Linked DNA regions of Homo sapiens: region 1 is linked to region 2. A link is a loop called in an ENCODE intact Hi-C map of the cell type or tissue named here. Cell type or tissue: ascending aorta. All regions are shown on one strand. Links, peaks and the distances in the headings refer to the core of each region. The heading gives the core; the rest is flanking DNA. Region 1 overlaps CDK6 (cyclin dependent kinase 6). Region 2 overlaps CDK6 (cyclin dependent kinase 6).

What was found. Peaks named below come from ENCODE experiments on the same cell type or tissue, not always from the same donor. Only the 100,000 strongest peaks of a DNase experiment are listed, where the experiment ranks them.
Region 1: a loop joins it to region 2, with 2.4 times the contacts of the local background. A loop is called at or near these places in 8 of 110 quality-filtered maps.

What each region holds. Positions count from the first base shown.
Region 1 is chr7:92,631,360-92,636,747 of GRCh38, reverse strand. The region is part of intron 5 of CDK6 (cyclin dependent kinase 6); the gene reads left to right. Among named protein-coding and RNA genes, the nearest start is that of FAM133B, 44 kb to the right of the region's middle. RefSeq lists enhancers at 4,438-4,487, 4,598-4,687. In ascending aorta, for the core only: no CTCF peak of the experiment used is centred there; a DNase peak (open chromatin) is centred at 3,207; H3K27ac peaks cover 3,192 bases.
Region 2 is chr7:92,715,234-92,720,621 of GRCh38, reverse strand. All of the region lies in intron 4 of CDK6 (cyclin dependent kinase 6), which reads left to right. Among named protein-coding and RNA genes, the nearest start is that of CDK6-AS1, 120 kb to the left of the region's middle. RefSeq lists enhancers at 2,375-2,674, 2,695-2,744. In ascending aorta, for the core only: no CTCF peak of the experiment used is centred there; DNase peaks (open chromatin) are centred at 2,051 and 2,441; H3K4me3 peaks cover 2,093 bases; H3K27ac peaks cover 3,378 bases.

The DNA.
Region 1 (5,388 bases), core at 255-5,254, 84 kb after region 2:
GTTGCAGTGAGCCAAGATTGCGCCACTGCACTCCAGCCTGGGCACTCCGTCTCAGGGGAAGAAGAAAACATATTTCATAAATATTTTATCTTTTTTAACATATATTTTTACCAAAATGTAATTATTTATTCCTGTACATGCTGTTTTTTATCAAATGCTGTTTCATTTCTTATGAGTGACATAAAGCCTTTGCCGGTGATATTTTTCTCTTATAGTTATAAAATCAAAAATATGACAGAGAGTTGTACCTCTCTAGAGAATGTATAATGCAAATGGATCTTATATATAATCATATCCCCTCAGCCTTCTCATTCTTGTAAGTTCATTTGCTTCATAAATAAACTAAATAGTTTGTACTGAAACCAGAAGTTGACCTTAATATTTGTGTTGGCTGGGCACAGTGGTGCACGCCTGTAATCCCAGCACTTTGCGAGGCTAAGGCAGCAGATCGCTTGAGCTCAGGAGTTCGAAACCAGCCTGAGCAACATGGCAAAACCCTGTCTCTACAAAACAAAAAATACAAAAATTAGCCTGGTGTGGTGGCATGCCCCTGTGGTCCCAGCTACTCAGGAGGCTGAGGTGGGTGAATGATTGACCCAGAAAATGGAGGCTTCAGCAAGCTGAGATCACTTCACTGCACCCCAGCCTGGGCAACAGAATGAGATCTTGTCTCAAAAAATAATAATAATAACAAATTTAAAAATATTTCTTATAACTTTTTTTTAAATGTGCTACGGATAGATTGCATTTAAATACTTGATAAAATAGTATTGTTTAGAAATCATGATTAGCAAAACTGATTACAGCTCCTGCTCTTATCACGTCCCTGACTATGTCTAAGTTACAGAATCTTCTCAGCCATAGTCCTCACCTAAATAAGGAAACGCATTTATCCCCTTATTTGTCATTTTCCTAACTTCATCATCTATAAAGTTTTCTTAGTGATCTTTTTAAATAGCACAGCACGGTATCATGGGTAAATTAAATCTAGAGATTTGGGCCAAAGATAGGACCAAAATAACAGCATTGAATTTTCCTTGCATATTTAGTCATAATGAAACAAGGAAAAGAAACCACAGGACAGAGAAAAAGGAGAAGGAAATACAGTATTAAGCAAAAATAAATAACTTTGGAACGAGTAACAGTTCATTCTATTTGTTCTTGATTGGTAGCCTTACTTTTACTGAGCAGGTTAATTTTATTTCTCAGCAGTTTTAACTGCTTCATTCACATGGTTTATTATTTTGTGTTATTTTCTTCCATGATATGGAGTACGACAGAAGCTGTGATATCTGTTTTTTAGCAGATGAGCAGAGATTAAGTGGCCTGCCTGCACTCTGGGATTTATTTGTTAATCAGTTACAGAGCCAGCACTAAGAGCTGGATCTTCTGTCTCCTGGTCTATACTCCTTTCCATAACATGTGGTAAAGTGCTTCTCCCTTGTTCTGAAGAAATCCCTACAGGGAACCTAACACTGCCCTGATCTGGAAACAACATTGTTACCTGACAGGCCGGTTTGCCAGGGTGACCATTCTTAAGTGTTTTAGGGAGCTAGGATTAATCTTTTTTTCCCAAGAGGAAGTAGCAATAAACTGTGCACCAAAAATAACGCTTTAGCTGCTAAATTCTGCTTAGTAGGTGGTTTCCCAAAGATGATCCAATGCAATGAGTCATCCCTCTGAGCACTTACTGCACATTATTTCTTTTTACTAATCCTCGGTGCTTTTGGTTGCATGTTTTTTAACCTTTAGAGCCCTCCTGGGAGGTTCAGAGTCTTCTCACTATGAATATAAAACAGACTCTACTACATCCCCCCACATGTCCCTCTTGTCCTTTACTTCCTATACTTTTCAAATCTAAGATAATCCATCACTTAGGAGAACAGTCAGGATCATGTCCAAAGATAAAAGATCAGCAGTAAGTTTCTCCAGAGTTAGCAGCAGCTCCATCTCATTCCCAGTATAAAAATCAAAAATGTAGATGGATGTAAGTCAATGTGTAGAACCCATATCAAGAAAACTATAAAACTTGATTGAGATACATAAAAATGACTTTCCTAGATATAGAGAATATTTGATTATTAGAAAGATATTAAATATTCCATTTTCCTGAACAGGAAGATTGAATAGTTGTAAGGATATAAAAGGTTTCCAAATTAATTCATAGGTTTATGCAACTCCAGTCAGAATTCCAGTGGGATTTCCTGAAATGCATTTGGAAGAGTTAAACTGGTGAAAATAGCCAAGAATTTTTTGTTACCAAAAAAAAAAAGTTATGAAGAGAAACTCCTGCTACCAAGCACTAAAATACATTATGCAACTACAGTAATAAAAATAATGTGGTACCAGCAGAAGTGACAGACATTAATGGAACAGAATAGAGAATGAGACTTGAAACCCTAATTTAGGAAGTGATGCAATTTATCATAAATCACAAATCTGGGAGGACAGAACGGCATATGCAACAAATGAGAATAGGGTAATTGGTCAATTTCATGGGGGAAAAATGGTAACCTGATTAGATTCTCACTATTCCTCACCACAGAGCAAATGACAGATGGCTTAAAGAGTTACATATTAAAAGTGAAGCCATAAAAGAATAAAGAAACTATAGGAAGTATCTGTGACCCTAGAATGGAGATATATTTTCAAAGCATTAAGAAGTCACAAACAAAAATACTAATATATTTGATTATATAAAAATTGAAAACTTTTGTTCATCAGAAAATAAAAACACTGCCAAGTTAAAAAGCATGTGATAATCTTGGAGAAAATGAATGAATATGACAAAGGTGTAATATCCTTAATGAATAAAAGAGCTCTTAAAATTAATTGGAAAGCCACTAGCACACCCCACTGTAGCTACACTACATTCCTATCACACTGTGTACATATCACAGTGCTAAATCATTTTATACTCATAATACAGTTCAGATGACACAAGACAGTATTAGAAATTCAGATCTTATTTTCCATTCACATATTCTTTGTCCAAAGGCAGTTTAAGGAAACTAACACATTACATTATGCTATAAATACTTCAGAACAGTTTGTCCACATTGACACTTCCATTTCCTAAAATGAAACCCTCGCTGGCCCACAGAGGGAAAAAAAAAAAAAAAAGGCTAGCTTTGTTAACCAGCTTTATTTCAACAAGCACATCCACATGGTAAGAACTTCCTCTGATGAGTCATCCACAGTTGTCAAACACCAACTTTCCTTTGTTTGGCCCATGCAGAAATCAGGTCTGTGGAAGCACAGTTCAAGAGTCTGAATCATTTAATTGTGTTTTATTCATATCTGAATTTGCATCTGTCACAAACCCAATGTGTCCACCGTGAAAAATTGCATCCTTCAAATATTACTGAACAAAAAACCCTATTCAAATAGGTCTGTTCTGTCTAGATTGTCTGTGAAATTTCTGAGGAATGTTGTGGGCTCTGTTTCCTGTACCAAATTGTTGAGTTATCACACATCATTGGATTCTACCCAAAGTGTGCTGGATAGGCATATTATATTCAGACAGGATACCAGTTGTCTTTACCATTCATAAAGGAAAAAGAAAAGATTACTCCTGCTCCCTGCCATAAGATATAAACTAAGAAGTGAAAATGTGTGTACCCATAGTTTTTTTAATGTGTCCTTGATTTCTTTTCTTCACCAAGATTTGAGTTTTATTCAGTCATAGCTTTGTTATGCACTTTCTTGTCACCCTGTACTTGTTCAAAACTAAGGACTATAGTCAAGACTCAGATCCTGCCCTGGGATTGGTGCCATCTTAGCTTGTTTGGAAAAAAAAAAAAAAAAAAAAAAAGATCTTTAGAGATACCATCATATCCATTTGTATATAAAAAGAGAAAAGAATGGAAGTGATGCTGTGTAATTTATTTTCATCTATTTACTCTATTTTCCAAATTTTCCACAATGCGTATATATTTTATAATCAAGATAATCTGTTACTTTTTAAATTTTTTATTTTTAATTTTTGTGGATACATAGTAGATATATATGGGGTACATGAGATGTTTTGATATAGGTATGCAATAATTTGTTATTTTTAACAGTACCCATGATGAATCATTCAAAATATAAATTCAGTAAATAAGCTTTTTGAAAAAGTTAAACTTGCTGTTGGGCCAGTAAAATTTTATTCTGATAAAATAAATGCTAGCTTTTGTTGATTAATCACCACACTAAACTCACAATACTAGACACTGGTAGACAACATCACTGACATTCAAGGGCCAGAGCCCTTATTTATATGTTGAGCACATTATAATTTTTTAAGGAAAAAATGAGAAAATCAGTCTTTCAGTGTTTGGACTATTTTTAACCAATGATTGAATCCAATTTGAGAATATTTTTAGATCATTTGTAATGCTTTATGACTGATACTTTTGGTTCCATTTTGAGCAAAGCTTCTTTTTTTCTTTTTAAAGAAGCCACTTCAGCCAACAGACACTTCCATTTCAGAAAATGTCTAGTGATTATTTTCCCCCAAAGGCAACATGAAAACCTTCAGCCTCAGAAAGATGTCATTTTGCTGACATCCGGCTGATGTCAATATTAGAGTTTTTGCAAGAGAAAGGTGTGTGAGCATAGAGGTGATGATAATTATATACTCAAAGACACACCCACAACAGAGCCCATAAGACTCCCTTTGGCAAAAAATGTTGTATTGAAGACAAAACCAGTGGATTCAGAGGTTAAAAGTAAGAAGTAGTTTTGAGAGCCACATTTTAGTTACCGTAATGTATGTAGTATTTGCTGTTGAAATGTCTCTATTAGACAGACTTACTTTTGTATTTTCTAATTTTTATTCCTTGTATCAATGTTGCTTTGAAGTCAGCCTATCATGAGAGAAAACTTGACTCACTTAGCTAGTTCATTTTCAGAGGTGTGTGTTACTGATTAATGTAGCACTCTCTCTTGCTCCACCTACACAGCACTTCAGAATCATTCTCAACCCAGCTTACAGCCTATCGCTACCAACCAGACTGGATGAAATCTCCTTGTCATCCTATATGTGTAGGTAGCTCCACCCCAGTGACCCCCTAGTTGTGGTTGCCTCCTTAGATCCAGCACTTCCTGCAGACTATTAATTTAACCATGTAGACCTAACCATAGGCAATGCTCTTTCCCTGCAAAAGAGGCAAGGTGCGTATAGTTTTACGAAGTCATTTACTGAAAGAGAGAAATAACATCTTGAATTGTGGTATGAGGAGGGGACTCCCCCCAGTCTAGTCCCTTATTACACAGTAGCAGTGAGTTATTAGGAAAAAAGAGAATAAAACCTGTCTGTCTGGACCACTTTCATTCTGATTGTTTTGAGGTATGCTCATTTGATTTTTTTAAACAGCCTGCCCCACTGAAATAACAAAGAACTTA
Region 2 (5,388 bases), core at 333-5,332:
CACTGTGACCAGCAAGCTCAGGAAGGGAGCAGTCTTGTCTTCCCATTTATGATGCAAAATCTTTAATTTTTTTTCTAAACCTAATCATACAGCTTGGAGGGTGATATTGTTGCCATTGGATTTGGTGCTCTTGGAACTCTTTATCAACCATTTCATTTTGAAAAGTGGGGAAACTGCCATTCAAACAGGCAGTGTGACCAGCTTAAGTCTGAATTTACCAAATAGATTGTAAATGGCTTGGAGAATTCTAATGTTTATATTCTGGCTCTGGCCCACTATCCCCACTCCTCTTTTCTCCATACCAAAAATTCAGTACCCAAGAGGGTATCAAACTGTGTTCTGTGGAACTCTCAGATTCTACAAAGGGTATTTAGAGGTTCCACAAATGTTTAGGAGTCCATTTTTAAAGAATATTTTTTAAGTCTTGTTAAAATAATAAAACCAAAAACAGACAACTAGCTCATGCCACATTTTGACACAGTGAGGAACACTGGGTCATGAACTGGTGCCTCCTGGTTTTCTTTTTTTATGTAGACCTCAATAAAACTTTTGCCACATTGTGCACCTGAATGTCTTATAAAAGTATCATTGCTTAGGAAAAATGAAGCATTCTCTTGATTCAGTCCTATCTGTGTCCTCTCCCTTAAAATCACCCAAGTCCATAATTGCAACAGCACATTCATTGTGCTGCTCTCAGTGTACATGGGAATACTGTAAGGACCACCCAAGGCAATGCCAGTATTGATGTTTTTATACCACAGGTGATTGCCAACACCCAGGCAGTTAGAGCCAGCCACTCCCCAGGACAGCCATCATAAAGCCATCCGTGGGTAGAGAGAAGTGTACCCTAAAATGAGGTCATTCTTTTTGGTACCTCAGTATCTTTGTATTTTTGGGGCCTTTATACAATCATTTAATGCTATTCATGAAGTTAGCATTTTTCCTTCAAATGCCTGTGCCAAACACACCTGTATAGTTTAGAGAAACATTCCTCTTTGTACCATAATGGAAGAGTGGGAGTATGTTCCCATCTTTTTAGTGACTTAATAAAATTCTCACTAAGTGAATTATATTCTCTTTCTCCAAGAATCTTTTTTTCCATATTACCTTCACTAATAAAAGATATACATGTTCTGAAAACACCCTTTATTCCATAGAAATTACAAAAAGACAACAAGTAAATGTTAAACATGAGAAGACTTTTATTCGACAGCTGTACAAAGTACAAAACTTAATTTTGGAAATTTTTTTTTAAATCTGTAACTGATAAGATTCCCAATATTGCTTTATTTGAGATCATTAACTTATTTAATACCAGAAGTATTACAAAAATTGCCAGGGAAAGCATCAGGAAGAATAGCTAATGAATACTGGACTTGATACCCAGGTGATGGGATGGTCTGTGTAGCTGACCACCATGGCACACGTTTACCTATGTAACAAACCTGTACATCCTGCACATGTACCCTGGAACTTAAAGTTGAAGAAAAAAAAATTACTTACATCCCCTTCCTGTGCCTCTGATGATATTCCTTCCTTACTCTGACCTCAGTGTTGATAGCATTTAGTAACACTAACGGAACCTCGTGGATTCAGAAACTTTGATAAGCCTAGGGGAGAAAATCAATGAAATGGAGTTGTGGCTTTCAGTCAACAAATAATTACTGATCACTTTCTATGTGCAGACGCTGTCAGTGAAGCTGAGGGATGATGGTGAATGGAAATGGACAAGGTCAGAGAGCTTACAAGCGAGATGGAGAGATAGATCTGAATCAGATAGTCACACAAAGAAATGTCTAGTTAGAAACAGAGATAAATGCAATAAAGGAAAGGGATATGGTTTTATGAGGCCATATGATAAGGCTCAAGAACCTGCCTAGGCTAAGGGCCAGGGAAGCCCTCCCTCCTTACCCAGGTCAAAATGTGGGATGCTTAAAGAGGTCACCAGCATCCTCCTGTTGAACGCGCCTGGATGTGGGCCCTGTGAATGTGCGCGTCATGCAATTCGTGCTTGGGGTGTGTGTGTGTGTTTGGAATAACTCATTCCACGGCACCCAGTTGGCACCACCAAGTGACAAAGTGAAGCAGGACCAGAGATCGGAGAACAATGTCATCTTTTACAGGAGAAAATAAATTGTTTATGCTTGTTTCCTCTTCGTGCGTGTTGTATTTACTATGGAGACCTGGCAGGGTTTGTGCCTCGGCTTGGGCAGCCGAGTAGCTCCCACAGAAGCCTCCAAAAGCTGCCAGTGCATACTGAATAAATCAAACCAAGAACATTACATGAGTATAATGGAAAAAACCCAAAGCCCCGTCGCCTCGGCACCTCAGCGAAAGTGCAGGACACACCTCTGAAGCAGGAAGGGCTCCTGTGACTCCTTCCCCTCTCAACATCTTGCCATGACACAACCAGGTCTGTTTTGTTAAAACATCCAGTTGCCAGTACATATTTCATAGTTAACAATGGAGGGTTTGTGCCGGTTTCGTTTTCACTTTCACCAGTGAGGGAAGTGGAACACAATGGGGGCAGTGCACAGAGCTGGGAACAGGACACGTTTTCTTTAGGATTCCCAGGGCTGGGTACATGGAAAATGCCAGAGCCAAAACAAACATGAAAACCCATCCAGATTCTCCACTGCGCGTTCTCAGTGGTAATAAAACACATTTGAGTTACCATCTGATAGGTTAGCTCTGCCTCCACGGTGAAGGCAAATATCGATGACCACTGTGAGAATTTCTGCCATGTAGAAAGAGAATGTATTCCATACTGCACAGAAAGCTGCTGTTGGTGCATGTGCATGCATGTGGCTATCTAATTGCACCAAGTGGATTTGCGAAGTGAATCAAATGACTGATTCCCTTGTTTATAAAAGATAGTCATTCATTTGACTCACCTAATTCTAGCTCCTTCATAAGTGGTCACTGTTGCGAATTAGTTCTGGACAAAAACAGTTCAACTGTAATGCTACTGCCTGGAGGATGTTTTACTCGGAGAAAGAGCCAGAAGTTCCTTGCTTTTTTCCTACATTTGTTCAGCCAGCATCTATCAGGGTATGATACAGAGAATCTGGTTGTCTGTCTTTCTTTCTTTCTTTTTCTTTTCTTTCTTTCTTTTTCTTTTCTTTTCTTTCTTTTCTTTCTTTCTTTCTTTTTCTTTCTTTCTTCTTTCCTTTCCCTTCCTTTCTTCCTTCCCTCCCTCCCTCCCTTCCTTCCTTCCTTCCTTTTTCCTTTCCTTTCCCCTTCTCCTTCCCCTTTCCCTTTCCTTTCCCCTTTCCTTTCCTTGACCAGGTCTTGCTGTGTCGTCCAGGCTAGAGTGCAATGGCACAGTCATAGCTTAGTGCAGGCTCCAACTCCTGGGCTCAAGCCATCCTCCTGCCTCAGCCTCCCAAGTAGTAGGACTACAGGTTCACACCACCACGCCCAGCTACGTTCTTTTTTTTTTTAAGAGATGGGGGTCTCATTATGTTGCCCAGGCTGATCTCAAATTCCTCAAGCAATCCTCTTGTCTCAGCCTCCCAAAGTGCTGAGATTACAGACATGAGCTACCATGCCTGGGCCTGTTTTTCATACGGACACCCTATATGATGCCATTCAAAATCTCAAAAGCCTGAGGCCAAACTGGATATAAAGACTAAGCATTGTCTTAAGATTAATGAGACCATATGCTTCAGAAAGTTTTTCAAGTAAAGGGCTTCTCAGGGATCCAGAAGATGAAAAAACATTTTGCCTCCTACATTTAACATTTTTGGGAATATGCCTCTGTGCTAGTTTAGGGGCTTCTCTGAAGAGTTCTATTTAATGAGATAATTCCATCTCCCCTAAATTTGCTTAACTCAACGCAAGTGTTATATTCATACTCATAGGAGTATGAGACATGGTCCTTGGAATTGAATATAAAGCAACATTTCAATAATTTGGATTTTTGTGTCCTCTTTAATTCTTTGGACACGTGAGCTGCTTGTATTTTAGAGCTGTCACTGCTTCCTTTTAAGGAAAGGAGAGGTGGCAATATTTTGCTTAGGCTTTGATAATATCATAGTGTAAGTTTCTGAGTCAAGATAATGTTTCTCAAATTCTGTAACATTGGCCATATCCATTTTTATTCACTCAGTCCAAATAATGTATTTTAGCATTTCCTACAGTGCCTTCCTTGCACGAGGTGGGCACTTGAGTACATGGTGAATGAATGAATGAATCCTTACGATTCTCCAGTGCCTAGAGAATGAACTGTAACTCTACAGCATGGCATACAAAGTTTTTTGAAGCTCAGCTCCAACCTACCTTTCTGTCTTTCCATCGCTTCTACCCAAAGTGGTAAGCACATAACATAAGCACATATTCTTTATCAGTTTTTCACTATTCTTTGAACTTAATTGCTTTCACAACTCCCTGCTTTTACAAATGAATCAATGAATGGATTTCCTACTCTGCATTCTCCATGTTGCTGCTTGTGTCATTGCATCATCAATTATAAGCATCCAAAAAAATTTTTTTAATTTGTTTTAGACACAACTTTCAACTAATCTTCCCAATTGCCTGCGTCACTCCTTGATAATAACTTGAGCTCTGAGGGAGTAACATTTACACTTTGAATGTGTGTCTGGGCAGCCATTCATAACCTTCAGATAATTATTGTGCTTCATCCCTCTTTATTTGAGATCACAAACCTTGCCAGATCTCCTGACTTGTGCACTTAGATGTTCTGTATGTTATGCTTTTATTTTAAAGCTAAGATCCCTTGGGATCTTTGGAGAAACCATAGTGTCCCAAGAAGGGGTTGAAAATCTCTGCATTGCAGTTTCCCTTAGTCATTTTATCTAGTCCATTTGGGTCCTTGAGAAGATTAAATTTATGATCCTGTTATCTGTGTAGGTCTCTCCAAAAGTTGAGCTCAGACTTTTATACAATTACTTTGTAGTGCCGGATTTTCTGATGCATTTATTGACTTTATTGCTAATCTTCCCAATGCATTTCTAAATGATAGTCTTTGGCTGCTGAACCATTCCTCTTATTGCTCCTGCTTTCTGCTTTCCCCCTCTCTAGGGATTGAAACCCAGGGTGAGTGACATTGTTGCACCCAGCATCTATCTACAAGGATACTGATGATTTTTAAATCCTTCATAAATTTGAATGTTGAACTTTACTGTTGGCTGTGGAGGAATAATCTACCTTCAAATCTCAGGGAAACATCCAAAAGAGAAAAGGGGAAAGCGTAGGAGAATTTACTTTAGCGCTGCTCATATATTTATTTTGAAGGCTGGCAGAATCTAAAAATGGGGCTGTAAATTTAACAGCTCAACCATAAAAACCCCAAAATAAGGGAGAAAAAGCTCTACTACTTCAGGTTTGGATACTGATATAAAGTTACAAGATTCATTTTCCTCTTCT